2 separate regions of the Homo sapiens genome follow, and region 1 is linked to region 2. Evidence: chromatin loops called from intact Hi-C (ENCODE). Cell type or tissue: HCT116. All regions are shown on one strand. Each heading gives the region's core, and the rest is flanking DNA. Links, peaks and the distances in the headings are about the cores only. Region 1 has its middle 120 kb from the start of ZNF536-AS1. Region 2 has its middle 120 kb from the start of LINC01782.

Evidence for each region. A loop is a pair of places that touch in the nucleus more often than their neighbours do. Peaks named below come from ENCODE experiments on the same cell type or tissue, not always from the same donor. Only the 100,000 strongest peaks of a DNase experiment are listed, where the experiment ranks them.
Region 1: it touches region 2 in a loop (5-fold over the local background); 42 of 110 quality-filtered maps call a loop at or near these places.

Annotation. Positions count from the first base shown.
Region 1 is chr19:30,781,387-30,789,719 of GRCh38, forward strand. No RefSeq gene overlaps it. Among named protein-coding and RNA genes, the nearest start is that of ZNF536-AS1, 120 kb to the left of the region's middle. In HCT116, for the core only: a CTCF peak has its summit at 3,662 (motif pointing right); no DNase peak of the experiment used is centred there.
Region 2 is chr19:32,220,983-32,229,315 of GRCh38, forward strand. No RefSeq gene overlaps it. Among named protein-coding and RNA genes, the nearest start is that of LINC01782, 120 kb to the left of the region's middle. RefSeq lists a silencer at 3,852-3,911. In HCT116, for the core only: a CTCF peak has its summit at 3,832 (motif pointing left); a DNase peak (open chromatin) is centred at 3,807; H3K27me3 peaks cover 472 bases.

The sequences.
Region 1 (8,333 bases), core at 84-8,083, 1.4 Mb before region 2:
TGGGCATGGGAGACTCCAGCCCTGTACAGCCATACACTAATCAAACAATGGCCCAATAGAAGGCAGTTGGATGGGCCAGAGCTTTGGAGGTAGTGCTTCTGAATGACTTGGACCAGAGCACAGAAGGGACAGAGACTTCCTGGCTCTCAGCTGATGGAAGGAGCCACAAGACTCCACTGTATTGGGTCTCCCAGGGGAAGAGCTGCCTGGCCCCGCCTAGGTACATCCTGCAAAGCACAGCCAGGATGGAGATGGGCTGGAGGAGCCATCTGATTCTTATTAGGCTGTGCAACTTTCTTTATTGGCAAACAGTCTGTCAGCAGCTTCTTCCTGCAGAGCGGCCCAGATGTGCTTACAAAGCGTTCTGTGTCCTTCCCGTCCACACCCAGCCCCCGCGCGCATTGCCACTTTGCCAGACTTCGTCCTGGTCCCAGGAGTCCAGCTGTGGCCAAAGCAAGGCTTAGTCAGGAGCCTGAGGAAAGAGGCTCGCCCCTCTGGGTGGCCTCATGCCAGCCACCCCTCGCTCCATGTGCATGGGTCTCATTCCCCCTCAAGGTGCAGGAGGTGCCCTGGGTGGGGTTGGGGGGGGGGCCTGGCCTCACTCCTTGGGGTGGGGGTTGGGGTGGGGCAGACAGAACCCTGCCATGAACTTATGTTTGCACATGTTCATCTTCAACTTGCCATACTACTAGGGTGGCTTTCATCTGTTATTGGGTCTAAATCTCCTCTCTGAGAATTCTCATGGGAGAACCACAGAAAACAGGAGGGCTGCTGGCCTCTCATGGGTGTTCAATAGGAGGGCTGACCTCAGAATTCACTCCCATGATTGTCCAAGTGGCCTCCCCATGTCCCTCTTAAGAGAGTTCAGTCTCAAGCATGTTTCTCCCCTTGAGAAGCTGGAAAACTGGTGCAAAATTGTGCCTAAGCATACCACGGCCTGGGGGATATTAAATGTTTGGAACAATTAAAGTCCCATTACATGAATGTCCATGGACTGTTTTCCTCCCATCCCACACATATTGTCTTTCTTTAGGTCACAGAATCCTGAATTTCCCTTGGGGGAACCATGCTCCCTTGACTGTCATACCCTGTGGTCATATGAACCAACGCATTCCCTTTCTTTACCTATGTTAGTCTCGCCTGCCTCTCCCACCACTTATGGCCAAGGCTCTAGATGGATTCAGGGCCCCATACCCACCATTGACACTGGCCTGCCTTTTCCTGGTCATTCTTGTGTGTAAGTAACCCTAATGAAGAAAAATGAAGTGAGGCGTGGGTAATTTTCCTTCTTGCATCTCCTGTGTTCTTCCTTAAGTCCTTCAAGTCTACATGAAGTTTCTCTTCTTTTCTTTTTTTTTTTTTTCCGGACTGTTCTGATGATCATAAATGAGGATGCATACTTCAGCCACAAACTTACTTCATGTCTGATGTTATCAGCCTTAGAGATACCCTTGCCTATGCCTTCTTGCTTAGAGGGGAAACAGGTCTGGAAAGAAGACAGGAGTTCTCAGGGTCATCCAGAAAGCCCACAGCCAAAGAAGACTTTCAGAAGCTGCATTGGTTGCAAAGCATCACCTTACCAGCAAAGGCTATTACCTGCTCAGATGTCACCCCAGATCTCACCAAGCCACCCTTCTTGGTCCAAAAGTGCTCTACTGTGAATGTAGTCTTGTAGGAGTCTTGATGATGAACTCCTCACCATCCATCCTCTCTGATTTGATAAAAGTAAACCAATTGTGAAAATTAACCTCAGCTCCCAAGACATTCATTGGCATAGAAAGAGAAATAGGTCTTCCTTATGGCCAGTGAGACTTAAGTCAGCCAGGAGTGGGGCAGAAGATAAGGGGCTTCTACAAAAGGTTCCCTTGCTCCTAAAAGGAGATATAAGAGAGAGGCAAACCCTTTCTTCTTCTGGACCTTATTATTTCTACATGTGACTTTTGTACATTGAGAGCCAGCCATCTTGAGACTCGAGGAAAGTGATCTTGACACCAAAATCTGGGTGTGCTGGGAGGACAGAACGGTGCGATGAAAGGTCCCTGGGCAATGAGGACTCCCTGAGTGACAAAATCATCAAACTCCAGAGTCCTGGCTGTTTCTGGACTTCTTATTTTATGGGATATAAAAGTTCTTATTGTTTGAACCAGACAGAATGGGGGTATCTTCTTCTTTGGTACTGGAGTTGCTCTGGTCAGAGTAAGAGACCATGTGCCTTAGTCAGCATTACAGGGCATGGGCATTTACAGCATGAATTGCCATCTTTATTGACCTTTGTCTCTCTCTCTGCCTCTTTGCTCTTAATCTATGGCCTGCCTCTCCCCCGTGTGATAGCTGTTAGAGCTGTGAGGAGCCTTAAAATCTTCATCTGGTTGGGGTAGCTGAAGTTCAGAGGGAGGAAGGGACTTAGGGGCTTGCTCACGATGCATAGAAAGTGTGGATCCAGCAGGAGAACTCAGGTCTTTCTTGCCCAGCTCTAAGCTTTCTCATATTGCTCAGCTGTTTGCTGTCCTGCTCTGTCTGTCTCTCTGTGTCTCCTCCATACACCTCCTCAGGTCTCCTTCTCTTTCTGTCTCCTCTGCCCGAGATAAAGGGACCCCTTCACTTAGAGCTGGATGGGGCAGCTCTGCTGGGGACTAGGGGGGTCCGAAGGAGCCTGTGCTAAGGAAACAAGCTGGTGTTGCTGGAAACTATGTCTAGATGGTCACAGAGCAGCAGGATGGGGCACTGGGATTCTGCGTGAATGGCCATCAGGTGGCGGGACGCATGGACGGCTCACCAGCCTTGGGAACTGGCAGTGCTGCATGGCCCAGCTCACGGAGAAGGCTCAGCTGTGGCTCCTTCCTAAGCCATCCTGCTTCCCACTGACTTGGAGAGACAGCCGGTTGGTGCGGGGTTTGTGTGGGTTTATTTACTCTTAATAACAAGCTTATATTTTAGATATTCCCCCTGGGTATTTCTGCTCATTTGGGCTTCAGTACAAAACCATGAATCCACACACAAAATGTGTGGATCTGAAAATTAGGATTACACCCCAGCATCCCACTAATAGAGGCAGTCTTCCTTTGAAGGCGCCAGGGATCTCTGTCCTGCCCTGGCTGGCCAAAGGAAAGCCACGATGGGGCCATGCTTGTTACCAGCGGGTTCTGGACGCATCCACCACCATCAGCATCTGTTCTCCCCTTGGGTCTTCATTAATTCAGTTAAGGAAACATTTAATTAGCAACTGTTGTGGTCGGATGCAGCAGTCCATCCTGGGTAGAAGATACACAATTCCTTACTCCAGGAGCTTCCATCCATATGCGGAAGTGAGAAGGAAGAATGTATGCACACTGGGGCATGTAAAGCTCTGCCGTGGAGAGTAGAGCTGGTGGGTAAAGGAGGCCTCCAGGATCCATGTGACCCTGCCTGTGGTCAGAAGACTGGTTAAGAAGGCTTCCTCGAATGGGTTCTCAGCTCCAAACTCACGCATGCCTGCAGTCCAGTTTCTACCGGAAAAGTTGTTCCTACTCTCAACAATTCCACCTGAAGCCCTCTCACCTAACCTCCGGCCTGCTCCCAACCCTCCCTGCACAACCAATGAAAGCTGGCCTCAAGTACCACCAAGAAAAGCAGAGGCCTTGTAAGGAGTCTCATTTTCTTCCCCTACCACCAGATGGCGCCCCAGCTTGGCCTCCGCACTGATGGGACTCTGAGAGAGGAAGCGTCCCTCTTCATGTCTAAGGCCAATCCCTCCCCATGCATCCTCAATCCCATCTCTCTCTTGTTCTCAAGGCCATGGCCTCATTCGGGGTCCCCTCTGGCACCTTGCAGGGTGGATATTCTACCCCCTTGGACCATGCCCATCTACCTACGAACACCTTCACTCTCCACCCCACCCTAATCCAGTTTGCATCTCGCCACACTGTCAAATATTCATTTGGTGAATGTCCCCAGTAACCTCCATGACGTCCACCAATCCAATAGATGTTTTTTGTGTGTTTCCTTAGATGGAAATCCTACTCCCACCTTATGCACACGCACGTTCCCTCCCTGGCTCCATGTTGGTTCAATCCCCCTCTTCCACTCAACCTCCAAATGTTGAGTTCCTAAAAACTCAGTCCTACCCACACTCTCTCTCAGGTAAGCCCACCCATTATCCCAGTTTTAACATAATGACTGCTCCCAAATGTATAGTTTTAGTCCAGACCTGGCTTGTGTATCCAACCTTGACTTTTCTTATTTCACTCTGGCTGTGTGGCAATCCTATCAAGATTACCACATCCGAAACTGAACTCATAACTCATAATCCAGCCCCAACCACCCCCATGTGACTGGTAGAATTCTAAGACATCCCCAAAGTTTCTCACTCCTCTCGTGCACATGCCCTGTATGATCCCTGGGTCTCTGAGTGCCATGGATCTTCTTTTGATGATTAGGTTATGCTATACAGCACAGTTGAGTTTAATAAAGGGAGATTATTCAGGTGGGACTAACTTAATCCAGTGAGAACTGTAAAAGTAGAGAGATTTCTCCAGTTGGTGGCAGAAGAGTTCAGAAAAACTCAACTCAAAGGAGGTTTTTAGTGCTGTTGATGAGGCTCCAGGAGTGGCCTCTAGGAGCTGAGCATGATCTGTGGCCTGGAGCGGTAATCAGATTGAGACTTCTGTCCTACAACCACGAGAAGCCGAACTCTGACAACAATAGTGAGCTTCAAAGAGAACTCTCCAGATGACAACCACAGCTTGGCTGACACCCTGATGGAAGCTCCATGAGACCCTGTGCCCAGAGACTGACCGATAGAAACCGTGAGCTCATACATCTGTGTTGCTTTAAGTCATGAGATTTGTGATAAATTGCTTTGCAACAATACAAATTAACATATTTCCCTATAGCTTTTCATCTCAGTAGACATCACCATCATCCACCACATTGGTTAAGCCAGATATCCTTGAGTTTTTCCTTTCTCTTACTCCCACATCCAACTCCTCAGCAAGTCTTCCCTCTTCTGTTTTAAAAACTCGTCTTGAACCTCTCTATTTCTCCCCATCTTAGCTGCTCCCATCCTTCCTCAGACTCTATTACACTTTGCCCCATCACTATAGCAGGTGTTCACCTCCATACCAGGGTGATTCAATCCATTTTCCATTCAGCAGCCAGAATGCTTTTCTGAAACCATCAATTGAATCATGTTATCTCCTATTTAAAATCCATCAGCACCTTCCTGCTACATACACATCAGGTGACATCCAAGCTTCTCACTGCATTCTACAAAGTTCCCAAGGACCTGGCCCCTGCCTGTGTCTACAAACTCATTTCATACCCTCTCCCTCTTGGCCTGGCAACACCAGTTATTTCCTTCATAGCACACATCACAAGTGTAACTTAGCTTATTTAAGTGGTGTGTGTGTGTGTGTGGGCGTGAATGGGTAGGTGTTTATCTTTTTCTACTAGACTGTAGACTCCATGATGGCTGAGATCATTTCTGTTTGTGTTAACCATTATCATATACAGGGAAACCCCTTGCAACACGATTTTCCTTTGGGGCTGAGGTGGAACAAAGGCTCTTTCCCAGGCCGTTGATGTGCTTTGTAGAAAGCAGGAGCTCCCCGTGAAGCACCCAAGTACAAAGTGTACTGATGGGGGCCAAGGAGGGGGGTGGGAAGGGGAACAGGGGTCTCAAGGGTTCGCTGACCATGTGAGGTTAGCTAGACTGGCCTCTGGATCCACTGGGGTCCGCTAAAGCCCTCTCTTCCATGGGGGCAGTCTCAGATTTCCTACCATGGGCCTTGGGCTTCTGTCCCTTGGTCCTTTATTTCAGGTGCCCCACAGAATGGTGCTGAATGGTTTGCAGGGATGTGCTTCTCTTCTGTTCGCTTAAGACCTCAAACTGAAAAAATATGAGGGTGGGCGGTGACTCACTGTTATAATCCCAGCACTTTGGGAGGCCGAGGTGGGCGGATCATTTGACGTCAAGAGTTTGAGACCAGCCTGGCCAAAATGGTGAAACCCATTGTCTATTAGAAATACAAAAATTAGTTGGGTGTGTTGGGACATCCCTGTACTCCCAGCCTGGGAAGCTGAGGCATGATAATCACTTGAACCCAGGAGGCAGAGGTTGCAGTGAGCCGAGATTGTGCCACTGCACTCCAGCCTGGGTGACAGAGCAAGACTCTGTCTGAAAAGAAAAAAAAAAAGGAAGGAAGGAAGGAATGAAGGAAATGAAATGAAAAATATGAAAATATCCCTCTGCCCCAAAGCCGTCCTACTAGAACCAGTCATGACCTAATTCAATAAAACCAGCAGCTGGGAAATGCAGACCTCCACTTTATCCTCACACTGTCTACACTGGCATCCTTCTGCCACAAGGGAGATTCTGTGAGCTTTTGTGGACAAAGCTGGGTCTGGACACCCCTGGAGATGAGAAGCTATCCTGGGATAAATTTGACCCTTTGATAGTGGAGAGTTGCAAAGCCACTGATCCACTAGGCTTAGCTGCTACACTACTGGATGAAGAAAATCGCCTTCATGAGACACAAGTACAGGATGCTTTCCTTGCCTGGCTGAGGGAGGGTCTACCGGAAACCCCCTACAGACTCCTCCAACCCATTGAATCTCCAGTAGTTAAATGAAAGCACCAGACATTTGCAGCTAAGAGACTATGGGTCTCTGGAGAAGTGCTGGTCCTCTCTGAACCTCAGTTTCTCCACTGTAAATAGGTTTACCTTTCTTCCCCCTTGCCCCTGACCTTGGAGACCTATTGCAAAGATGAAATAATATGCGGAAGTAAAAGGCCTGGTACAGAGCTTCATCCCCAGCAGCTAAGCAGAGGCTTAAACGATGGAGTCTATCATCATTGGTGATATCATAAATGAACTCCTTGGCAGCACCTTGTTCTAGAGCCACAGCTTTGAAACCTGCTGAATTGACAGAAACAGCAATAAAAAATTAAAAGTCAAAAGGCTCTGGAGTACATTTCTTAAAGTATCAGGCTGTGTTTTTCCCCCTTGTAAGTTTGCTGAGTCTCTGGAGGTCACCCTGCAATGGGCCATCCCTTGGGAGTAGGAAAGCAAGTTTGAGGCCCTAGGGGAGAATAGCTTGGGCCCGGGAAGGGGAGGTCCTGGCCTGCCTTGCTCCCTGCAGAGCCTGGGGACCCATGTGCCCAGCTGAGGGCCCTCTAGGGGGAGAAAAGCAGGAGGGGAGGAAGAGATATCAGTGTTTTCCAGGCCTTGCAGAGAGCTGTGGCATTAAAGGTCTGAAGAAGCCTGTTGGGGAACTTGCCCAGCCCTGGTGAGGCTCACAGACCAACTCTCTGGATTTGAACATGGCATCCTGAGCTGTTTCTCCTCATCCTCAGGGCTTCTCCACCGGACAGGGCTGCATTCACGCAGCCCACAAACCAACTGTTCTAAGAGCTGGTCCAGGAAGTCTTGTCTCTGGCCTGAGGTTCATTCAGGGTCCCCATCGTCTCTCACATTCAGGCTCAAAAAAGGTGCAGTGGCCAAACACGTGAATAGTAACATACCTGCTTTTGTGACACGCTTGTCCCCTTCTTGGGTGGCAGGTCCCAAATGCAGATTGTTTATGTAGCCAGTTGCAGTGTAAAGGCTGTCATGAGAGACATGTAAGAAATGGAGTGAGAGGGTTCAGAAGCATTCTATCTGAAGGGGAGAGCTCTGTATTAATTAGAAGAAAAATATTGATTGGTTGTGTGGCCTCAAGGGCAAAACCCCAAAGACCTGCAGAGAATCAGAGATGGCTGTTAAGCTGCTCTAAGTGGTACAAGGAAAATATCTGTGCCCCCAAGAGCAAATGCAGTGAATGGAATGGGATGGATGTTCAAGACAAGGTGCTGCTTGTAATGATCCCTCATCATGACCCTGTGACTTCAGTAAATATGACTAAACTAATAAAATGCCTAGTAAGAGTGGAGTGGAGGTGGAAACCATACATAAAATCATGTTTCAACTCAGGTTTGACTCAAAGAGAAACAGGAAGCTAGCACAGGTCAGAGGAGAGGGTGAGTTCCCGGAAGCTCCCACAGTTCATGGAATGTGTTTTGGACTTTCAGAGACTGGGAAAATGGGGGTAGGGTGGAAATTTGGGTAAAGGGTAGTCAGATCTACGAGAAGCAGTGACATCCCAGGGAATCTCAGGGTTTGATATTATTGCATAATAAAGAATTTAACTGGCCTCTGTCCCTGGTTCTGGGGATACAGACTCAACATCCTTGGAATTTTCCAAGTATTAGGAGAGTGCCTTTGTTCTTCATGAGCTCTTGGATCTCACTGGAGTTCATGCCCATGAGATAACTCAGGATAGGGGCTAGTCAGTCACCAGAAAGGCCCATCATGGTC
Region 2 (8,333 bases), core at 201-8,200:
TGCCACCTTTGTATATTACATTTTCTAATTTTGTAATTCTATGGCTAAGAAACTGTGGTTACACCTGTGGCTGTCCCCATGGCAGAAGGCAAGCCAGGGCGGCAAAGATACAGACTTTCCCCCTTCAGGCCCCAGCCTGCAGCTCGCATCTCAGCTAAATTGCCACTGGTTCCCGGCCTCTCTCTGTCTTCCAGCCAGTCCTGTTTCTTCACCTTCACGGAACACGATCGGGCCGGGTTTCTCTTCTCTCCAATGTTACTTCAACTTCTCGTCATAAAATGGAATGATTCCAGTGTTTATGCTGTTAGCTACATTTATCTTTAAGAGCAAGATGTTGAGTTTAGCTTTAATGATGAAAAAAGCCTTTCAAAGGATAACTCATTGAAACTCATTATGCACTATAAGGCCACTATTTAAAGATTCGGTAATTCCAGTGATGATCTTTTTAAAGCAGATTTATAGCAGAAAATAGTTACATTCTTTGACTTCAGTTATAATTTTCTATTTTGTAATTTAATACTCCTTTAGTTTATATTTGCACATTAAAAATATAGCATCTAAAAGTCCATCATTAAATACTTTTAATAAGTGCAATAAATAAGTTTTACAGTGTGCATAAATCTAAAAACAAAACCCAACATAAATTGTTAATCTTACACTTTTTCTCATTAATTGCAATACATAAACATATGTTTTATACAAAGATATTTGCTACGAAATAAGTATAATAAATACAGTTTACCACATGTATTAATCTTAATAGTTACAAACTGTTAATCTTATATATTAGGTAATAATTTGCAATAAATAATTGTTTATTATCTTGATGTTTGCTTGTCTTGGGTTCTAGCAATATGCAATAAAGAAATGCAATTTTGAATAATTTGATTGTAAGACTGCTGGGAAAATACTGTATGTTATAATTAGCTGGGAGAGGATTCTAGTCACAAAAGCAAGCATGGAGACAGGGTTCAATAACCCAAACATACGTTATTGAGTCCATAAATAATTTTAAAAGTTAAGTTCAGTTTCAAACAAAACAGAATTTTTTAACCTTAAATGCAATTAAAGAAACATTTCACATTCTTTAGTGCTTTCATTATTATACATTCAAAAGGAGATGAAGAAAGCTGGAAGCCCCATCAAAACTGCCAGCCTCCAAGCTGAGACGGGAACATGGCTGCCTTTGGGAGAAAGAGTGGCCTGACAGCTCATGCCCATCAGCCAAGGGCTCCCCTTGGCCTGGAATACACCCTCCGGAACAGCCAGCAGGTGCACCCACAAACGCAGCACCCTCCATACCTCACCTTCAAGCTGGCACTTGCTGAACTGCACACACATTTTTCTAAGAGAGGTTGTCACCTATACTGAGCTTAATAGAAATTGTTAATCTTATATGTAAAGGTAATAATTTGTCATAAATAATTGTTCATTATCTGGGCCTTTGCTTGTCTTGGAGTTGAGCTGTATGCAATAAAGCAGTGCAATTTTGAGTAATTCGATTGTAAGGCTGCTGGGGAAACATGGTGGATTGTAATGAGCCTAGGAAGGGTCCCGTGGGCCAGAGACCCCAAAGAACCAACCTACCAGCTCTGGCACATGCAAAGCCCAGGTCCTCACCAGCAATTGCACAGGTTCTTTAAATAGTCTCTCCAAGACAGAGAGTGAACCAGTTTCCCCTTCTCATGTTTCTGCCAGAGTAAACATCACTTAGAGGAAACCAGTCCTAGACGAAGTGAACCTCGGTCCCTGGGAAAGGCTGAGGTGGCCCCAGGGCAATTTAGTCCCACCAAGCCGGCTGATTGGCACCAAAGGCTCACCTGTCTGCCTGGAACAGGTAGGGCCAGGGGGTCACTTCCTCCAAAGTGACCCTGACACTGCTCCCGGCAGCAGCAGCATCCTGGCACATCCCTGCAGGCAGAGAGCTAGAGCAGTCCTGGCTAAGAGGTGGCTGTGAGGCCAGGGAGCAAGGACCCTGTGCACTTTGGCTTCCTAGAATCCCACGGGCACAAAGACCCACTTCAAGGAAACCTCCCCCAAGCTGGGAAAGGAAGGGAGGGAGGGTGGGAAGGAAGAAGGGAGGGAAGGAAAAAGAGAAGGAAATAAAGAAGAAGGGAAGGAGGAGGAGAAAGACAGAGGAAGAATGAATTTTAAAAAAAGAGAAAGAAAGAGAAAAGAGGAGGAGAAAGGGAGGGAAAGAGAGAGGAAGAATGAATGAAAAAAAGAGAAAGAAAGTGAGAAAGAGAGAAAAGAGGGGGAGGAAGGGAGAGAAGAGAGAAAGAAAGCAAGGAAGGAGGGAGGGAGGAAGGATGGAGGAAAACAGAAAGAAGAGCAAGGGAGGAGAGAGGGAAGGAAGAAGGGAAGAAAAAAGAGAGAAAAAGGAAAGAAGGAAGGAGGAAGGGATTAAAGGAGGGTAGAAGGAAGGATAGAGGGAAGGAGGGAGGGAAGCGGGAAGGAAGGAGAAAAAAAGGGAGAGGAAGAAAGAGAGGATGGAAGGAAGGAAGGAAAAAGAAAGAAAGAAGGGAGAATCCTAGATCCATTATAACCATGAACAGCTCTTCCTAATATAAAGATGATCAGCACCCCACAAAAACACACACATACATGCCCTGACGTGCATCCAATGACATGAGTCTCCATATCAAAGCCCACTTGCAGTGTGTTCCTGGCAGTCGCTGCGGTTTGTGGTTTTAATATCTCGCTTCTTCTACGCTCCTGGCACCTGCTAGAGTGGGCCTGGCTTCCCCTCTTTAGGCACAGCTCACACCGGGAGGGTAAGCCCCCAGCCTGCTCTCTGCCTAGGCTGGGCACGGCACAGTCCACAGCCTGGGAGGGAGCCGTTCATCAGGGTGACATAACGGTTCAGTTCCAGAAGAAAGTTCCTGCCTAGGGCTGAGCTTCAGGCAGGGTAGGTTCCCAGGAGCAAGTGCTGTGAGCCTGAGGCCCCAGGCGTCTGAAGACACCACAGGTCTCCCCCTCGTCTCCTCCATCCCAGCAAGCACCTGCGGTCCAATCGCGCTAAGCCAGGGGCCCTGCTTTCAGCCGGGTTGGAAAGGGATAGAAGCTCCCCCATCTCCTGCCCTTTTCTAAAGACAGGCAGCTCCAGCAAAACCCTCAGCCCTCAGGCGTCCCTTTCGTGGGGTCCCCGCCCCTGTTCTGGAAATGAGACCCCAGGTCCCAGGATGCAGCTGGCATCGCAGGGGAAGGGACTTGCCCCCACCCTCCACCCGCTACCATGACCCGGGAGAGGCCTTCCCGAGGGTCTGAAGGTCCGCAGAGCCCTGCCCCACCCTAGTCCAACAAGGGGACCGCGTTTTAGGGACATCCCTGGATTGTCAAGAAACGCTGGCTCATCCGGACCCCCGGGGAGCGCAGCATGAACCCAGGAGCACCCTGACACCCCGAAAACAGGGAACCTGGGGCCCTTCTCAAACTCAAGGGGAAGGAAAGGGAGCCTGCCAAGTTCTGCTTCTGCGAGGCAGCTGCCACCAAAACCCGCTCCGAGGGCCCCGCCGGGCCGCCCTGGCAGCTGGAAAAGCGCATTCCTGCTCGCCCGAGGATGCAGAAGGCAACCGAGTCCCCGGGCGGCGGCGGGGCAACTGCGGAAATCACGCAGCCAGATGAAGCTCATAAATTTCCCCTATGAACAATTGTTTTCATTTCCCTCCCATGCCACTAGATATTATAAGTGGAAAGCAAAACACAAGTAAATATGTTCATTCCGCTCTTGCGATCGGTGATAAACCGGAGGCGGCCGAGGCCGACAGAGGTCAGCAGGCCGCTCGCCACGGGTCTGCGAGCGGACACTGCCACCCTCCGGCCGCGCGCGGGACTGCACCGGCCCCACCGCCCGGCTCTCCCGCCCGCTCGCTGCCCGCCAATGTTCGCTTTGCGCCCTTCGCTCAATGTGCGTGCAAATTACAGGGACATTCGAAAGGACAGAGAGCTCCCATATTTAAAATAATCATTTTTGTTCATCATAACCTCTCTTCCAGAGATAACCGCTCTTATTAACGTTTTCGTACAATTATCTCCAGTCTTTATGTGCATTCTACGATGTCTTCTGTGTACCTATGAAATACAAAGCTTTTCCTACAATATTAAACCTTGATTTCCTAGGTATCACTTAAACGAAAGTTATTGTCACACAAGATAGCCTCACAGATATCTTTTTAGGGGCTGTGTAATATTTCAACTTGGGACTGCACCAAAAGTTACTGAACCATCTCCCAATTGCTCATTTAAAGAGTTTCTAATGTTTTCATCCTTGTGCATAATGCTATAACTGAAACCTCTATTCAGAAACTTTTGTTTATATTGTTAAGATCCATCAATAAAGGCAGAATTATTAAATGAAAAGAAATTAACTTTTTTTTTAATGGATTCTGGCTCCATGCCCCAGGCTGGAGTGCAGTGGAGCAATCTCGGCTCACTGCAACATTCGCCTCCCTGGCTCAAGCAATTCCCCTGCCTCAGCCCCCTCAGTAGCTGGGACTACAGGCACGCACCACCACACCCGACTAATTTTTGTATTGTTAGTAGAGACGGGGTTTCACTGTGTTAGCCAGGTTGGTCTCGAACTCCTGACCTCAGGTGATCTGCCCATCTCAGTCTCCCAAAGTGCTCGGATTACAGGTGTGAGCCACTGCGCCCAGCTGAGAATTAACATTTTTAAAGCTCTTAGTAGCATTACTATTTTCTAGATGTATAATACCTATGTGGAGAATATTATTTAAAATGATGAGTGAATATAAAATAGTGCTCAAATGAGTGGTCAGAAAAACTGTATCACCAACATATCAGTCCCCACTCATCTCATCTTTCACTTGAATGCAAGGCCAATAAAAATTCCATCAAAGCTTTTTTGATATTTTGTCACATTGATTCCAAATTCCATGTGAAAGAGTAAATAAGGAAAAATCTCCAAAAAACATGTTTGTGAAAAAAGAGAGGAGACTTCCTCAACAAAGATATTAACATATATCACAGAAAGCTACAATAATTTAAACAGTGAAGCACAAAATAGAGAGCACAAAAGGGAGCAAATAGGCAATAACTTACATTTTAACATAAAGCCATTTTATATCAGTGGGAAAAGGATGGCTGATTGATGAAGTTATAGGTACAATCTGCCACTCATTCAGAAAACAAGAAAAGTTAGTGTCCTACCTCATACCACATATTCAAATGAATGCTATAAGGATTAAAGATTTAAATTTTTAAGTGAAACTATAAAAGTGATATTTACATATATGGTAATAGAGAAGTTCTAAGTCCAATTGCAAAGGCAGAAGCTAAAAACTTTAAAATGCCCAGATTTGAGGTGCACAAATTTAAAATACCCACATGTGAAAAATATAATTTTGAAATTGAAAGGTAAACCAACACTAGGAGAAAAAAACACTTTCAATATACATAACAGAAAGAAGGTTAATGCCCCAGGTGTGTAGAGCTTTCTCACAAATGAAGAACAGACAAATACTTCAATAGAATTGGGGACATGAATAGCAATTCACCAAAAGAAATACAAATGATAGACATATAAAAGATGTTTAGTCTTATTAATAATCAAAAGACATGCAAATTAAAACAAAAATGAGAAAATTTTGTCCCTATATTGATAAACACAAAAACAATGATTGTATTGTCAAGGATGGATAAACGAATCCTTTCAACACCACAGGTGATAGGGTAAATCAGGTAACTGGTAAACTTTATAAAGGGTAATTTCACAATATGATCAAAATTCTTACAACACGTGACCCAAAGATTCTACTTCCAAAGGAATCTATCATGGGTATGTACAAAGATTCACCTGTAAGATTGTTCATTGCTATCAGAAACAAACCAAATGTCCAACAATAGGCAACCAGATTTTACATAGATTATATAATATCATAAGATAATACAATCAAGTCCTCAATAGTAATGTTGTAGAAATTAACATTTAAGGATGTCTTAACATTTAATATTCAAGAAGGTCTCATAAAATACTGCTTTATAGCAAAAAGCAAGTTACATTGTAACCATGCTTTCTACACACATAGGAAAAAAAAACCTATAAGGTATTCCTTTAAATAATAATAATGGCAGGTGGACTACAAGTAATTTTTAATATTCTTTTGGCTGCTTTAATATTCTTTTTTCTTTATATATTTAACAATTTTTTATCAATTGTTTAGAAGAAAAATAGTTTTAGTGGTTTTCTAGAAATATTGTATTTTACGTTCCCACCAGCATTACTTGAGAGTGTTTGTTCAGGCCAGGCAAAGGGGGCTCATGCCTGTAATCCCAGCACTGTGGGAGGCCAAAGCGGGAGGATCACATGAGGCCAGGAGTTCGAGACCAGCCTCCATTCTACCAAAAAAAAAGTAAAGAAAAAAAAAGACAATGCTCATTCATTTGCTCATTTTTTAAATCCAATACTCTCAAAACACACATTCAGAGCAAAGCACGTTCAAGCCTGGCAACAGCTGTAAACAAGACAAAGCCCTGCCCTTGTAGAGCAGTCGATAAGCTCCACGGTTAGGAAAACTGAAAAGGAACAAACCAAGAAAGCAGCCCCGTGGGGATGTTCCATGGCCTGCTGTGGAGGGAAGCAGGGCGAGGGTCACCGACCGGCTGGGGAAGGAGCTATGCTAGGGAGGGGTTCCGGGAGGGCCACTCAGAGGAGGTGACGGTGAGGAGACCTGAGTGTGGTGAGCAGCGAGTCACCTGTGAATCTGGGACAAGCATTTCCCCGCAGAGGGAACAGCCGAGGCGAAGGCCCGAGGAGGGGAGGGGCTTGGTGTGCCTGCGGAACAGTTGCGCGGAGCCCCGTGTGGCTGAAAAGGAGAAGGCGAAGGAGAGGCGTAGGGGAGGGGACAGGTGGCAAGAGCCCAGAGAACCTTCTGGGGCACAGGAGGGAGTGTGGATTTTCTTTTGTGTATGATGGGAGCCGTTGGAGACTTTGTGCGTGAGAGCGACGAGACCTGATTTCATTTTCCCAGGATATCGCCAGCTCCCGGTTGAGAATGGAACCCAGTGTGCCAGAACTGCAGCAGGGAGGCCGATTCAGGAGGTCACTGCACGAGCTGTGCCTGGCCTGGAGTGGCCTGGTGCGGGGAACCTGGCGGCACTGGCGGTTCACACTTGCTAACTGAGTAAGCAACCGTCGTGGGGGTGGAATCTTGATGTGTTTCTTTTCTGAGCCCCTTGTCAGCTGGAATGCTCTGGTAGCTCATCCCTCAGGAGATCTGGATGTCCCTGAAAATAGAGAATCAGGCTAAGGGGATTGCCCTCAGGATACACCACCCCCCATTCTCCCCAGCCCAGAAATCATCTTGTGCATTGGCCTTGAGTCCAACCAAAACGCTGGACAGTCAGTGGCTAAACAAAGAAAGAAGAGCGTTCTGTTGAATCATGATCGTCATCTACACTTTCAGGAGCTTTCATGTCCACCTTCACAGGTGTCAGCATAGAAATCACACTTCTCCCAAAAATGCACATGCAAAGTTTTCCTGCATCCAATGCACCATGTCATGGAAGGAAGCACAAAATCTATGTGGTCTTACACATTTTTTTCAGGGTTTGGAGATTAACTAATAGATTTCCAGGATTTATTTCCTCCTGGGTTCTAATGTCATCCCACTATATTTATATGGGAGGAAAATGATGTCTTTCCTCCTCAATCATTTTAAAGTCATTATCATCTCTTGCATGATAAAAATTAATCAAACTATTTTCTTAAGATAATTCTTATAAAATTGAGGTGCCTATTACAGGCCTGCACATCTTATGTCCCAGAAATTACACTCATCTTTGCCTCTCCTGTTTCCATAGTCCCATTTCTTCCAGTATTAACTATTTTTTTCTTTAATGAGACAGGGTCTTTGTCTGTTGCCCAGGCTGGAGTGCAGTGATGTGATTGATCACAGCTCACTACAGCCTCGACCTTCTGGGCTCAAGCCATCCTCCTGCCTTAGCCTCCCAAGTACCTGGGATCACAGGTGCATGCCACCACACCTAGCTACATTTTTTTTATTTTTATTTTTTGTAGAGAAGGGGGTCTCATTACGTTGCCTAGGCTGGTCTCAAACACTCAAGTGATCCTTCCATCTTGGCCTCCCAAAGTGCCGGGATTACAGGCGTGAGCCACGCTACCCAGCCCATAATCCCATTTTACCATGCACTTGGTCCCCAGTTTCTCAAGAGATCTGTGTCTGCCCTTGCCCAGTCCCTCCCTTGGGGAAGTTGCTTCTTTGTAGCCAGAAAAAGCCCTTGGGGTGGTGGAGGATGGAGGAACTGTGGGCTGGGCCCTGAGGACACAGTCCGAGGCAGGTCCTGTGCCATCT